Linked DNA regions of Homo sapiens: region 2 is linked to region 1. Evidence: chromatin loops called from intact Hi-C (ENCODE). Cell type or tissue: OCI-LY7. All regions are shown on one strand. Links, peaks and the distances in the headings refer to the core of each region. The heading gives the core; the rest is flanking DNA. Region 1 overlaps MCCC1 (methylcrotonyl-CoA carboxylase subunit 1). Region 2 overlaps ATP11B (ATPase phospholipid transporting 11B (putative)).

What was found. Hi-C counts contacts between places; a loop is a spot of excess contacts. Peaks named below come from ENCODE experiments on the same cell type or tissue, not always from the same donor. Only the 100,000 strongest peaks of a DNase experiment are listed, where the experiment ranks them.
Region 2: a loop joins it to region 1, with 7 times the contacts of the local background. A loop is called at or near these places in 3 of 110 quality-filtered maps.

What each region holds. Positions count from the first base shown.
Region 1 is chr3:183,041,819-183,048,310 of GRCh38, reverse strand. It overlaps MCCC1 (methylcrotonyl-CoA carboxylase subunit 1), which reads left to right. Exons shown (of 19, transcript NM_020166.5): 10 at 2,771-2,898. Among named protein-coding and RNA genes, the nearest start is that of MCCC1, 54 kb to the left of the region's middle. In OCI-LY7, for the core only: no CTCF peak of the experiment used is centred there; DNase peaks (open chromatin) are centred at 2,860 and 3,570; H3K4me3 peaks cover 1,991 bases; H3K27ac peaks cover 2,500 bases.
Region 2 is chr3:182,909,941-182,916,432 of GRCh38, reverse strand. ATP11B (ATPase phospholipid transporting 11B (putative)) reads right to left here. Exons shown (of 30, transcript NM_014616.3): 29 at 2,439-2,572. Among named protein-coding and RNA genes, the nearest start is that of DCUN1D1, 67 kb to the left of the region's middle. RefSeq lists a silencer at 2,252-2,391. In OCI-LY7, for the core only: no CTCF peak of the experiment used is centred there; a DNase peak (open chromatin) is centred at 2,352; H3K4me3 peaks cover 1,244 bases; H3K27ac peaks cover 1,912 bases.

The DNA of each region.
Region 1 (6,492 bases), core at 2,342-4,841:
ATCAACATTTAAAGTGATTATTAATGTACTTTGATTAATATTTACCATATTTATTATTGTTTTCTATTTATTCCCCTTGTTTGTTCCTATTTTTATCTTTCAGACTTTTTCTGCCTTTCATGGTTTTAATTGAGCATCTTCTATGATCCAATTTCCTCTCCTTTTTTAGCATATCAAGTACAGTCATATGCTGCATAACACCATTTTATTCAATATAACAATGGTTCCATAAGATTAAAATGCAGCTGAAAAATTCCTATCCAGTGACATTGTGGCAACTGTAACATCATAGTACAATGCATTACTTTCTTTAGGTTTAGATATATGTAGATACACAAATACTTACCACTGTGTTACAGTTGCCTACAGTATGCAGTAACATGTTATTATTGTTTCAAATATTACTTCTGTTCCTTCCTTTCTTCTCCTTCTGGTATTCTCGTTCTGCGTAGTTAATACCTTTTGTAGTTGTCTTGCAGTGCTAGGTATTGTTCTGTTTAAGGTTTTTTTTCTCACTGTTTTTCAGAATTGGAAGTTTCTGTTGTCATATCCTCAAGTTCAGAGGTTCTTTCCCTGCCATACCCAACGTACTAATGAGCCCATCAAAGCATGCTTCATTTCTATTAGGGTTATGGTTTTTTTTTTTTCAATTCTAGCATTTCCTTTTTATTCTTTCTTAGAATTTTCACCTCTCTGCTTACATTATCTATCTGTTCTTGCATGTTGTCTACTTTTTTCATTAAAGCCCTTAGCCTGTTAATCACAGTTTAGAATTTCTGTGTCTGATAATTCTAACATTCCTGCCATACCTGATGCTTCTTCAGTCTCTTCAAACTGTGTTTTTTGCCTTTTAGTATGCCTTGTAATTTTTTGTTGAAAGATGGACATGGTGTACTGGGTAAAGAGAATTTTGCTAAACAGGCCTTTGGTAATGTGATAAGGCTGGAGGGGGCATGTTCTCTTGTCCCATGATCAGATCTCAGTCTTGCTGAGCCTGTGCCCCTGGTGTGTGAACTTCACCAGTGCTTCCTGGTATGTTTTTGTTTTGTTTTCCCCCACCCCTTAGGGTGGACAGTATGTCTGGCAAAGGCTGGAGTTGGGTATTTCTCCTCCCCCAGTGAGGTTAGGCTCTGATAAAATCCCAATCGTTTAGGCTCTGATAAAATAGTTTTTCTCAAGGGTAAACCTTGAATGTTTTGGTGTATTTCAAAGTGGTTTCATTTCCCTTCTGAGCTGGAAGCATGGGAGGATTTTTCTCTGATATTCACTGTGAAGACCTGGTAGAGCTCCTGGAGGTAAAACTCACAAAAGTGTGAGGTCCTCCTGTAACTGGGTCGCCTTGGAGTTTTTAACTCTCAGAGTTGTCCACACTGAGCTACCAGGAATTTGTCAATTACAGCTCAGGCTTCTCCTCATGGCATCTCTGTATCTGCCTGTCAGTTGTCTGTCTCTCTGGTTCTGAGGACAAGCAGCTTGCCCTGTGACCTGATTTCTCTGACAAATTTAAAAATTGTTGATTTTCAGCTTGTTCAGCTTTTTACTTGATAGGACAGAGTGGCAGCTTCTAAGCTCCTTAGATGCCGGATCAGATTGATTTTCAAATTGATTTTAAGCTGGGCACAGTGGCTCACACCTGTAATCCCAGCACTCTGGGAGGCTGAGGCAGGTGGATCACTTGAGGTCAGGAGTTCAAGACCAGCCTGGCCAACATGGTGAAACCCCATCTCTACTAAAAATACAAAAAAATTAGCTGGACATAGTGGTGTGCGCCTGTGGTCCCATCTACTCAGGAGGCTGAGGTGGAGGAATTGCTTGAACCCGGGAGGCAGAGGTTGCAGTGAGCCAAGATCACGCCATTGCACCCCAGCCTGGATGACAGAGTGAGATTCCATCTTAAAAAAAAAAAAATTGATTTTAAAATCCACTAATGGGTTGTGACCACACTTTTAAAAACAACTTTACATTGTATTCACTTTAAGCTAAGAGAAAAACACAGAAACACAGAAGACTACAAACTATATGATTTCATTTATATAAAATTCTAGAAAAACTATAGTGACAGAAAGCAGATTGGTGGTTTCCTGGATCCCAGGGTTTAGTGAAGGGACTGATTCCAAATGGGAACAAGGGAACTTTTTGGATGATGGAAATGTTCTGTAGTTTCATTGTGGTTCTGTGATTGTATTCAATTGCTAAATCACATGCCTACACTTCAAATAGTTACAGTTTGTTGTCTAAAATTAAACCTTAATAAAGTTAGGGGAAATTTTTTAGAGCTTAATAGAATGCCAATAGATATTAACATAAGGTTTAGTTGCCAAACAATCTTTCAATGGGTTACCAGCAAAAGGGCTTTAAAAAGAAATTCCTAGGAGCCCACAATCAGGGAAAAAAAAGTTTTCTTTTTCTCCATGGGGTTAGGGTGAGATGGGATGTCATGGTATGAGGCTCCCAGGATCTTGGTGCTCTGAGGCAGTAACATGTGGTCCACCCTTGTTCTCACTGTTACAAGCTGAAACGGATTCATAATTTGGGCTTACCATTTGCTCACAACCCCAAATATACTTTTCCGTTGCCAAATTTCATGCAGCTCTCTATTTTTGACTAAGATTCATATGCTGCTGCAAATGCGAGATGTTTTCTTCATGAAATGCAAAGTGTTACCATTGAATGAAGACAGCGGTAAAACTTGATGTGATGCATCATGGAAGATTTTGGTTTGCTACTGATTATACACTATTGAATATGACCATTGTTTTTTACCTTTTAGGGACTGTGGAGTTTATTATGGACTCAAAACATAATTTCTGTTTCATGGAGATGAATACAAGGCTGCAAGTGGAACATCCTGTTACTGAGATGATCACAGGAACTGACTTGGTGGAGTGGCAGCTTAGAGTGAGAATATTTTTTCTATTAAAAATCAGCCTTGGCTGGGTGCGGTGGCTCAAGCCTGTAGTCCCAGCACTTTGGCAGGCCAAGGCAGGTGGATCACCTGAGGTCAGGAGTTCGAGACCAGCCTGGCCAATGTGGTGAAACCCTGTCTCTACCAAAAATACAAAAATTAGCCGGGCGTGGTGCCGGGTGCCTGTAGTCCCCGGTACTCAGGAGGCTGAGGCAGGAGAATCACTGAGCCTGGGAGGCAGAGGTTGCAGTAAGCCGAGATCGCGCCACTGCATTCCAGCCTGGGTACTCCATCTTAAAAAAAAAAAAAAAAAGATCAGTCTTGATGGGAGGGATGTGAGGGCTGAAAAACTACCTAAATGGTACCGTGTTCACTGTTTGAGTGATGGGTTCATCAGAAGCCCAAATCCCAGCATTATGCAAAATACCCATGTAGCAAACATTCACGTGTACCACCTGAATCTATAATTCAACAACAACGACAACAACAACAACAACAAAACAGTCTTGAGAATAGGTTACTACCTTCTGGCCTCCTAAAACAGGTGTCATTTTGGACGGGGTTCAGTTCTTGGTGGTTATGAGGACAGGAAGATGGGAGGTTAAAAGTGAAGCCACATTTGATGCTGTAGCTTTTTTTGGCACTTTAGGGACTCAGATTCACTTCCCCCTAGGCCCGGGCAGCCAGCAGGTGAGATTGTGTCACAGGGGCTTGCTCACAACCACATCACCTCAAGGTCAAAGCCTCATGGTCTACCTAAGGCCACAGCATTCTGGGCCAGGCCATCATTCGGTTTCAGATCAGGGCAGATACTAGGCAAGATGAAATGAGCTAAGGCAGAGTTGGGAATGAAGAGCCAAGGAGATGGTCTAGAATGATCCAAGTAAAGTGCGGATTTATGGCTGTTGCGGGCCCATGAGTAAATGTTCATTCAGAGTAAATGTTTGGAAACTTTTAAAGCATTTTGGCATTGCTATGACATGCCTACTGTATTTTTCAAACATGTAAGTTTATAACTGTTCTTTTACTATGGATAGTTTGAGAAGCACTGGTGTAAACCAGAATTCCACAAAACATACTTCTCAAATATTAATAATAGCTTAGTCTGTTTTTGTTCTCATAAGAACAATAGATTTTACTTTAGCCTTCTTTTTCCTAACATGAAAAAAATCTGTTAAGTAATATAGACGGTCCTGATATATGTAGGATTCGTGGTTCCTTGTATATCCTGCATCTAAATTGTTTTTTCCTGGTGTGACGCCAAAATCTTGATTATTTTGGTAATTTTATCTTTTCAGAACTTCTGTAGATAATAATATGATACTCCTTTTGTTGGTTCCTTGGGGGTGATTGGTGGTTCTAATTGAGCCAAAAGGTTCTTCTAGGGCTCTATATCCTAGGGTGTTAACGAAAACCAGGCACAGCAAGCTGGTAAGTTTTAGTGAGTGTCAAGAAAAACTGTAGTGGCTTTGGAAACTTCTGGAAGGAGTGTTTATATTTCCAGAATTCAAGGAAAAGGAGGATAATTTTTCTGAAGCAGTAAATCAAGAGAGTTTCGACCTTGGAAATCATAAGAGAAAAAAAGGTTTCTAAGGATTAAGGAAGGAGAAAGCTTTTGGGTATTAAGGAAACCAGCAGACATCTATTTCTTGTAAGAGCTTGTCAAGGCTCTTCAGAAAGAGAAGCCAGCTTTTATCATCTGGGGAGGGACACTAGAACTTAGGGAAGCTGCTGGACCTGGTTTATAGAGTTCAAGGCATTTGGCATCTGGCCTTCAAACAGAGGTAAAACAAAGGGGCTCACCATTTGGTGAGTCAAGAGTCTAAGCTCGAGGACCTGCCTGTGCAGTCAAGCCTTCCTAGAACAAGGGTTGAATGATGACTGATGTAAGTGTCCTGGGTTCAGGCTGCAGATACAGATAGTTAACAGTGTTCAGGGAAAGCTGGTGAAAATGTCAAGGTTAGGGGTTCCGGAGAGCCAGTGTCAGCCTGAGAGAACTCAAATGGCACATATCTCCAAAGACCCAGAGGCATGATTGGGGCCTGTCTTTTCTGGGCTCAAGTGGAAGCCAAGCTTGGAGGAAAATGGACAGGCAAAGACAAGTCAAGGTGAACACAAGAGACAGAGTTTTGCTCTTTTTGCCCAGGCTGGAGTGCAATGGCGTGATAGCTCACTGCAACCTCTACCTCCCGGCTTCAAGCAATTCTCCTGCCTCAGCCTCCCGTGTAGCTGGGATTACAGGCGTGTGCCACCATGCCCGGCTAATTTTTGTGTTTTTAGTAGAGACAGGGTTTCACCATGTTGGCCAGGCTGGTCTTGAATTCCTGACCTCAGGTGATCCGCCTGCCTCGGCCTCCCAAATTGCTGGGATTACAGGCATGAGCCACCACACCTGACCCAGAATTATTTATTAAAACGTTAAAAAACTGGTTCCAAGTCTATTGTGAACAGTGCTGCAATAAACATACACATGCATGCGTCTTTATAGTAGAGTGATTTGTAATCCTTTGGGTATATACCCAGTAATGGGATTGCTGGGTCAAATGGTATTTCTGGTTCTAGATCCTAAGGATGGAATGATAATAGGTAACATAGTGCTGACTGTATGCCAGACACTTTTCTCTGAAGCATGGAAAGCTTAAGAAACTTGTCTAGATGACAAAGTAAGTATAGAGACAAAATTTGAACCTAGGCAATCTGTCTGCAGAGCCTGAGGTGTTTTCAAAATATACTGCCATAAAGGTATTTAACTTAGTTCCGTTTCCTTTCATTCTTAACTGCTGTGCATCCTGATCTTTCATATTTACAGATTCAGAAAAATGAAACTTTTGCTTCTGTTTTATACTTACCGGTTTAGTTCAATGTCATGCTAAGTTACTTAGAGTCTAGATTTTCCTGTATCTATATTGCTTTCTCAGGTTGTCATTTTCTCATCTTGGAAAAAAACTTAAGAGTAAAGAGAGAAAGTGCAATGTGTCCTCCAATAGCCATTTCCAATTTATACTAGTTAATTGAAGAGAGTGATTTGTTGTATTGGTACATAATAACTAAAATAGTAATAATTATAGTAACAACAAACAATAGTGATCACCCTGTTTGTAATCTGGTATCATGCAGTACATATCAACATAACAAAATTGAAAAACCATCATTTTCCCCTTTCTGTTTTGCTTTATCACCCACTTACTGGTGAAGATTACAGCGTAGGATGACAATGTCAGCTACACTTTTTGCTTGGCTGTGAATCTAGTCCTAAACACTAATAATATACTATTTTTTAAAAAAAATTGATTTGGGAATTAAGTGCTAATGTTTTAAATGAAAACTGAGAGTGTGTTGCTAGTAAGAAGTTTTGGTTTTGATTATATTGAACAAACACTGATTTTTATATTTGTAAGTTAGCCATCACTTTGCCTGCTTTTGCCATTTAAAAACTCCGATACCCCAAATGATAGACTGTTGCCAAGCTGCATCTGTTTTTTAATTTTTTGTTTTGCCCAATACTCAAATGAGTAGACAAAATAATAGTTTTTATTTGGCTGCATTGCAAAACCTAAATGTACATTTTACCTAGAAAAAAAGCAAGA
Region 2 (6,492 bases), core at 1,373-3,872, 130 kb after region 1:
GTGCCTGGATGGTACAAATGTAATCACCAAAGAAATCTGTCACATAAAAACACTGGTGGCATTTCTCAAGTGATGCCCATTACTCTTGACTTTACTATGTCAATGGAACACACAGCTAAGGGCTTCTACATCTTGGAATGGCAGTCTCAGACTTGCCCCACCTCTTAAATTAGACATGAAATAGAAACATAGAATAGATGCTACTCTAAAGTCACAATGGAAATGCCCAACACATTTCACAAATACAATTATATGTAAACAAAAAGAGAACTCTATGTATCAAAATGACTTTGCAAGTTTAAATACAATATTGATGCATCTATGGCAATTTTCACATAGCCCTTGAAAAGCACCAGGTAGCTTGGTGTTATTATATGACTTTATCCCCTAGAAAAGAATGAACAGGTCTGAAAAGACCTTCTAGATTATTCACATGAGAAAAAGGGTAAGAAAATAATAGTAACCAATAATATAACCTGTGATGTTGGAGAAACCTGGAAGGGCATTTATAGTCTAATATGATATTAATTACTAAGTTAAACATTTTATTAGGAGAATAAAAAAATTCAGAAAAAAACAATATGGCGCAATTTTAAGTGAAAAGAAGTATAGATGATAATAGCTACCTTCAAGAGAACATGTAAAAGTAAATTCAATAACTCCTGGGGCAGGTTCAAAAGAGGTAATGCTGCATCAAAATGGCTATGTAAAGAATAATGGGGGCATATTACCATAATCGATATCAAGAAAATGGATATATGTATATAGCAGAAAAAATCTGGGGCTCATTTAAAATTAATTCTAGTTTTAAAAAAATCATTAACAAAAACGTATATTGTCATTAAAGAGAAATTTCCATTGAAGGAGAAGTTGAAAAAATTCTGTAGAGGTTCTATTGTATCTTAGTCTAACTCCTATCTTGATTCTGTGCAATGAAGCTATGTTATTAGGTAAAATAGTATTATAAATCAAGCTCTTTGGGAAATTTGCTGGCCTAGGTACATGACAGAGCCACATTTTATAATACAATTATGTAAATCATAACAAAGTCCCAGAGTTTAAGTGCTCATCCTTCTACGTGGAATGAAATTACTACAAAATGGTATCACAGCATTATGGAAATATTTCAGATCACGTTATAATCAAGTCAGAATAAACGGGGATTGAAACCACAGACATTATGTTAACATAAGAATGCTATTTATAAATTCAATTGTATCATAAAGGCATGGCTAAGCTAAAGCTAAAGTGAGAACTAACAAGTTCACCAGTAAAAGTTACCTGAATTTTATAACAGATGAATGATATCATACTCATCATTTTTTTAAAACACAAAGCTAACCAAATAATAAAAATCCTTTTTCCAGTAGATAGGAGTAGTGCCTTCTTCACTCTTTATAACCTGTTCCTGGGGTAATTTCCAACCTTTTCCAAGCCCTGGCACATGTAGAAAGTGCTAATATTCATGTAGCACATTTGGGACAATGGCAACCAACATCTCTCCCTGCCCATTTGTACCTCCATGCATACCGTGTACTGCTGCCCTGATTTTGAGAATATGGTATCATTCACCTAAAGAACACCAAGTGTGGAAAAAGCTCTTTCTACCCCCTAACATCCTCTAAATAGTGATATAACTCTTGGGGAAATGTATGAATAAATAAATCCATTGCAAGTTTAAATGAATTTTAAATGGTGTTTACCAAAAGGTGTTTTTTTTCGTTATGGTGCACAACAGCAGGCATGGTGATAAATCTCATTCAAGAAACAGATTTAGGAGGGGACAAAAATGCTAAGATTCTTTTACTCCATAATTTAAAAAGCCTGTTCTAACTCATACACTTTTAATTAGGCAATAAATACCAAGCAAAAGAAACTTAAAAATCATGACTCATTTCAAAACTTCATTACAGACATAAGAAGAGGTAGGGGAGCAGAAATACAGCCTTTTGTGTTTATAAATACCTCAAAGCCTCAAATAACCAACTGGAAAATATACATACAGAGTAAGAAAAGGAAAGCCTTTGACTTCACTGTTATGTTGAGATTATTTTGTAAAGACAAAAAGCAAAAAAATTTTAAAAAAATAAAAAGGAAATAGTATATGTATAATTTAAAAAAGAAAGTTATACAAACCATAAAAGAGTACCATAAACACACTCCTACTGAGCACATTTTAGAAAGATTATGAAACAAAATTTTTTGTTCATTAGATGAAGTCTCTTCAAAGGTGCTTTCTCTTCCTTTGTGAGTGAAAAAGCCCTTACCCCAAAGCCACAAAGTGAAATCTACCACCAAAGAGTGCTAATAAATAGCAGACTTCCTGCTTCAGTTGGTAAAACCAGCTGCTGATTTATTAGGTATCTAGAGCGGCAGGTTCATCCTGTTCCAGATAGGATACTCATCTGCAGCAAAGGCTACTTAGAGAGATTTCACACCTGCTGATGTGGGTTGGACTACATCTTCCTATAACTCGTTCCAGCATTCTTCCAACAGATGCACACGCTGCTTCTCCTTCCGGGAAACAGCACATGGAGTCCAAGCACTTGATACCTGCATTTGTTTCAGTAAGCTGCGGGAGGTGAAGCAGAAAACATCAGTTGTTTAAAGATATGGACTTCTGAAAAGCATTAGAACATTACAACAAGCACTTTCAAATCAAAGGTAACATATATAAACCTACATGTTTTTCTATAATATGGGAAACATATGAAAGGCTTTAATTTACTAGAGTATAACCATCCAAAATTATTTTAAAGCCTTGTATCCTAAATTAGAGGTCTAGTAAAATAATTATATAAATTAAGAAGCTGGATATTATGTAAATCTACTTTTAATGTTTCATTTTAATCATTTATTATGGTCAAAATGATTTCCATCAACCACTCAGGAATGTAATGAATTCCAATTCTGCATGGAGTTTTTCTTTAGGTGAAATGCTCCTGCAATTTCAATTAAAAATGTCTAGCCTGCAATTTCAATGAACAATGTCCAACAATTGAGATAAGTGGAGTATGAATTATCTTTAAGACTGGGAAATAACAATCAGGCAGGACCTCACCCCAATGTTCAGTAACAACAACAATGGCAGCAAACACTTTACGTATGCTTTACTATGTGCCAGGTTCTAAGCACTCTACATAGATCCACTCCATACTTATCTTTGAAAAAAGCATCATTTATCATAAATTGCTAAAAACTTTTAAGTGGCAATCATCCCATCATCAGCTCATCCTGCTTTGTAACAGTTAGCTGACAGTTTAATAAATTAAAATTTATTAAACAAGTGAATAAGTAGTACTATCAAGATTTGAAACTGAATTACTTTCTGAAAGTATGCAAGATTTATGTTGATTCAGGCATAAATAGCCCAGCAAGATAATTTTATTCCACACGACTAACAATTTTAACTGAGTAAAAATGAGGGGGAAAGATGGTATGACCACGTAGCTCGATGAATCCCAACCCTGGTTTTGTTTGTCAAAGATGCTCCGAAATTTTTCAAGGGCTGTTGTTTTAAAAAAAAAACACCTTATTTCAATTCACCTTCTTTTACATATATAACATCCTACGTAACACATCTTTTGAGGATAGAGAAGGAGAATAAATACAGGGCTGCACTTCCACGAAGGTTGGGAATCACCATGTGCTGGGTGCAGGCAACAGAGGATGTTTGTGGAGATGCTCACAATGAACAGAAGAGACGGACGTGATGGAACAGAAACCTGGCATTCTGAATGTAAACAACTGCTGATGTCCTGCAAGATCCATGCTCAGAAGATTCAACACCACACAGTGTGAAACAACATGGTTCTTATCTGGCAACTGCCTGATGACAGTGTCCTAGGATCAGCTAAGCACTGAGAAAGAGCCAAACTTGACTTGTTCTTTCGTTACAATACTCTTGGTTTAGAATTGTTTAGGGCACAGTTTCTTAAACTGTGTTTTGTAAGATATTTACAGACATTTCATGAAAAAAAAAAAGGGGGTCAGTGTTCAATTAAATTTGGGAAACACTAATTTAACAAAGTTCTAAACAGACTTTTAAAGTAGAGGACTGTGAAGTCAGGATACATGGTCATCTCCATGGGGGAAGCCTGAGATATCATAATTCTCCACTCATTTTCTTAGTGGGAGAAACCATACACCCCCACCCACCAACCAGCAAATATTAAGCAACACCAGGAGGATCATTCATATTCAGAGGAACAGTTTAGGAAATGCTGGTTTAGGTAACAGGATTTCATCAGTTTTCCAGTATTCTCTTTGGGTCCCTGGACTCCAGTTTTCCCAATCTCAAATTTACCCCTTGTAGCAACCCAGACTCCAGGGCTCCTACATGCTCAAAGGATAAAGCCCCACACCGCATGAAGCCTTGAAGGCCCTTTACAGCCTGACCCCAGGCTGCCTTTCCTGCTCTGCTTCCCAATGCTCTGGTGCAGTCTCCACTCCAGCCAACCAATGTTCCCTGCCTGTGGGCAACGTGTCGGGGCCTGCCATCAATCAGGGTCAGAATGCTGACCCCTACATCAGCGTTCAGCTTAAATCCTACCGTCTCCATTAACTTCCCTCACCTCTCCAACTATGAGTCATCTCTTTCTCTGATTCTATTTCACTGCTTATTTGTATCACTTAATTGGCACAAGCACTTAAACTTCTATTTATTGAGCAAGGTACTGTGCCACTTTCCACAGGGGATAGTAACCCTGTGCTCAATCCGGTGAGCTAAAGGTAAGGAAGAAGGTGGGAGAGAGGACAAGTCAGGAAGACATACCAACAGCAGTTACATTAGTGGAGTGCTCACCACGTATGCCCCAGTGACTATGTAAGATGCTTCTCATGGATTGTCTCACTGAAAACTTAAACAGCCCTTAGGAATAGGCATCATGATCATCCCCAGTTTACAGATGAGGAAACCGTTAAGAATTTGTTCAAGGTCACCCACTTAATCTGGGGCTTGAATCTTGGTTTCTTTGCTTGCAGAGCCCAAACCCCTTTACCATAGCACTTCCTGCCTTATGATTATAAGAGGCAGACTACTCAGAAAACAGGAGGGAAAGCTCAAACCCAGCTGCTGTTAGTGGTACTGGTGGGAGGGCATGAAGATTTGATGAAAAAGGTGGCATTTAAAATACATCTTAAAGGACTTAGCGGGGGGGGGCATTTCAATAGCAGGAGATGGGGGGGAAAAGATATTCCAGGCTGAAGGAGGAGAAAGAGTGGCTATGTGTGGGCAGCAGTGTGGTGTGTATTCCGCAGAAGCTTAGCCTAAGTGTAAGGGAGTGGTACTGTCCCCTTGCAAAAAGACCAGTTGTGACTCACAGTGTGGTCCATAGATCAATGCTGATCCATAAACACTATTACTGGCCCATGAAGAAATAAGCATTTCTAATCTGTGAGAATAAGAGCTTAGAAATTTTTACAGCAGTTGGACAAAGTATGTTTATAACTGTTAAATTCAATAATTTAAAAATTGGGGCTTATTTTATATATCTTTTAGATTTAATTTTCCTATAATTCATTTTTATTGTATTTGTAAAAGCACTGGCTCAAGATAAACTGGAAATTAAAACAAAACAAGAAAATAACAAACTGGTCCTTCACCACATTTACTTGGAGAGAACTAAACCAGAAACTCAAAAGAGCAAGGATCTTGTCTGACACTTTAGTTTAACAACATGTGCTTTGCTCAAAGCTGGTGCTCAATCAACTGGGAGAAATTCATCGAGATGACACCCAGAAGGTAGCCAGCGCTTGAGTATCCATATATGTGCAAGACACTGCCTTGGTCTGGATCTGACCCTGGTAATCATCTTGCTTTGCATTCATCACCTTTCACCTTATTTTTATTATTTTTAGAGACAGGGTCTTGCTCTGTCATCCAGGCTGGAGTGCAGTGGCACAATCGATCCTAGCTCACTGCAGTCTCAACCTCCTGGGCTCAAGCAATCCTTCCACCTCAGCCTCCTGGGTAGCTACTACAGGTGTGCGTCATCATGTCAGGCTAATTTTTAATTTTAGTAGAGACAGGGTCTTACTATACGGCCCAGGCTGGTCTCAAACTCCTGGCCTCCAGTGGTCCTCCCACCTCAGCCTCTCAAAGTGCCGGGATTACAGGTGTGAGCTACTGAGCCTGGCCATCCTTTGCTTTAAAACTGAAGGACAGTTATTAAAATATGGACATCCCAACAGAGAAGGTAAACATCTTGAAATGTCAAAAATTTTAAGAAATGACTTCTTCAGATCACTTTTTGAACTAAGTGTATATATATGTGAATATATAGTTTGTATGTATATGTTTCCTTTTTTCTCTAAAGAAAAAAAAGAACTCAGCTGCTTTTTTTTTTTTTTTTTTTTTTCTGGAGGCCGAGTCTCACTCTGTTGCCCAGGCTGGAGGCTGGAGTGCAGTGGTGTGATCTTGGTTCACTGCAACCTCCGCCTCCTGGGTTCAAGCAATTCTCATGACTCAGCCTCCTGAGTAGCTGGGACTAC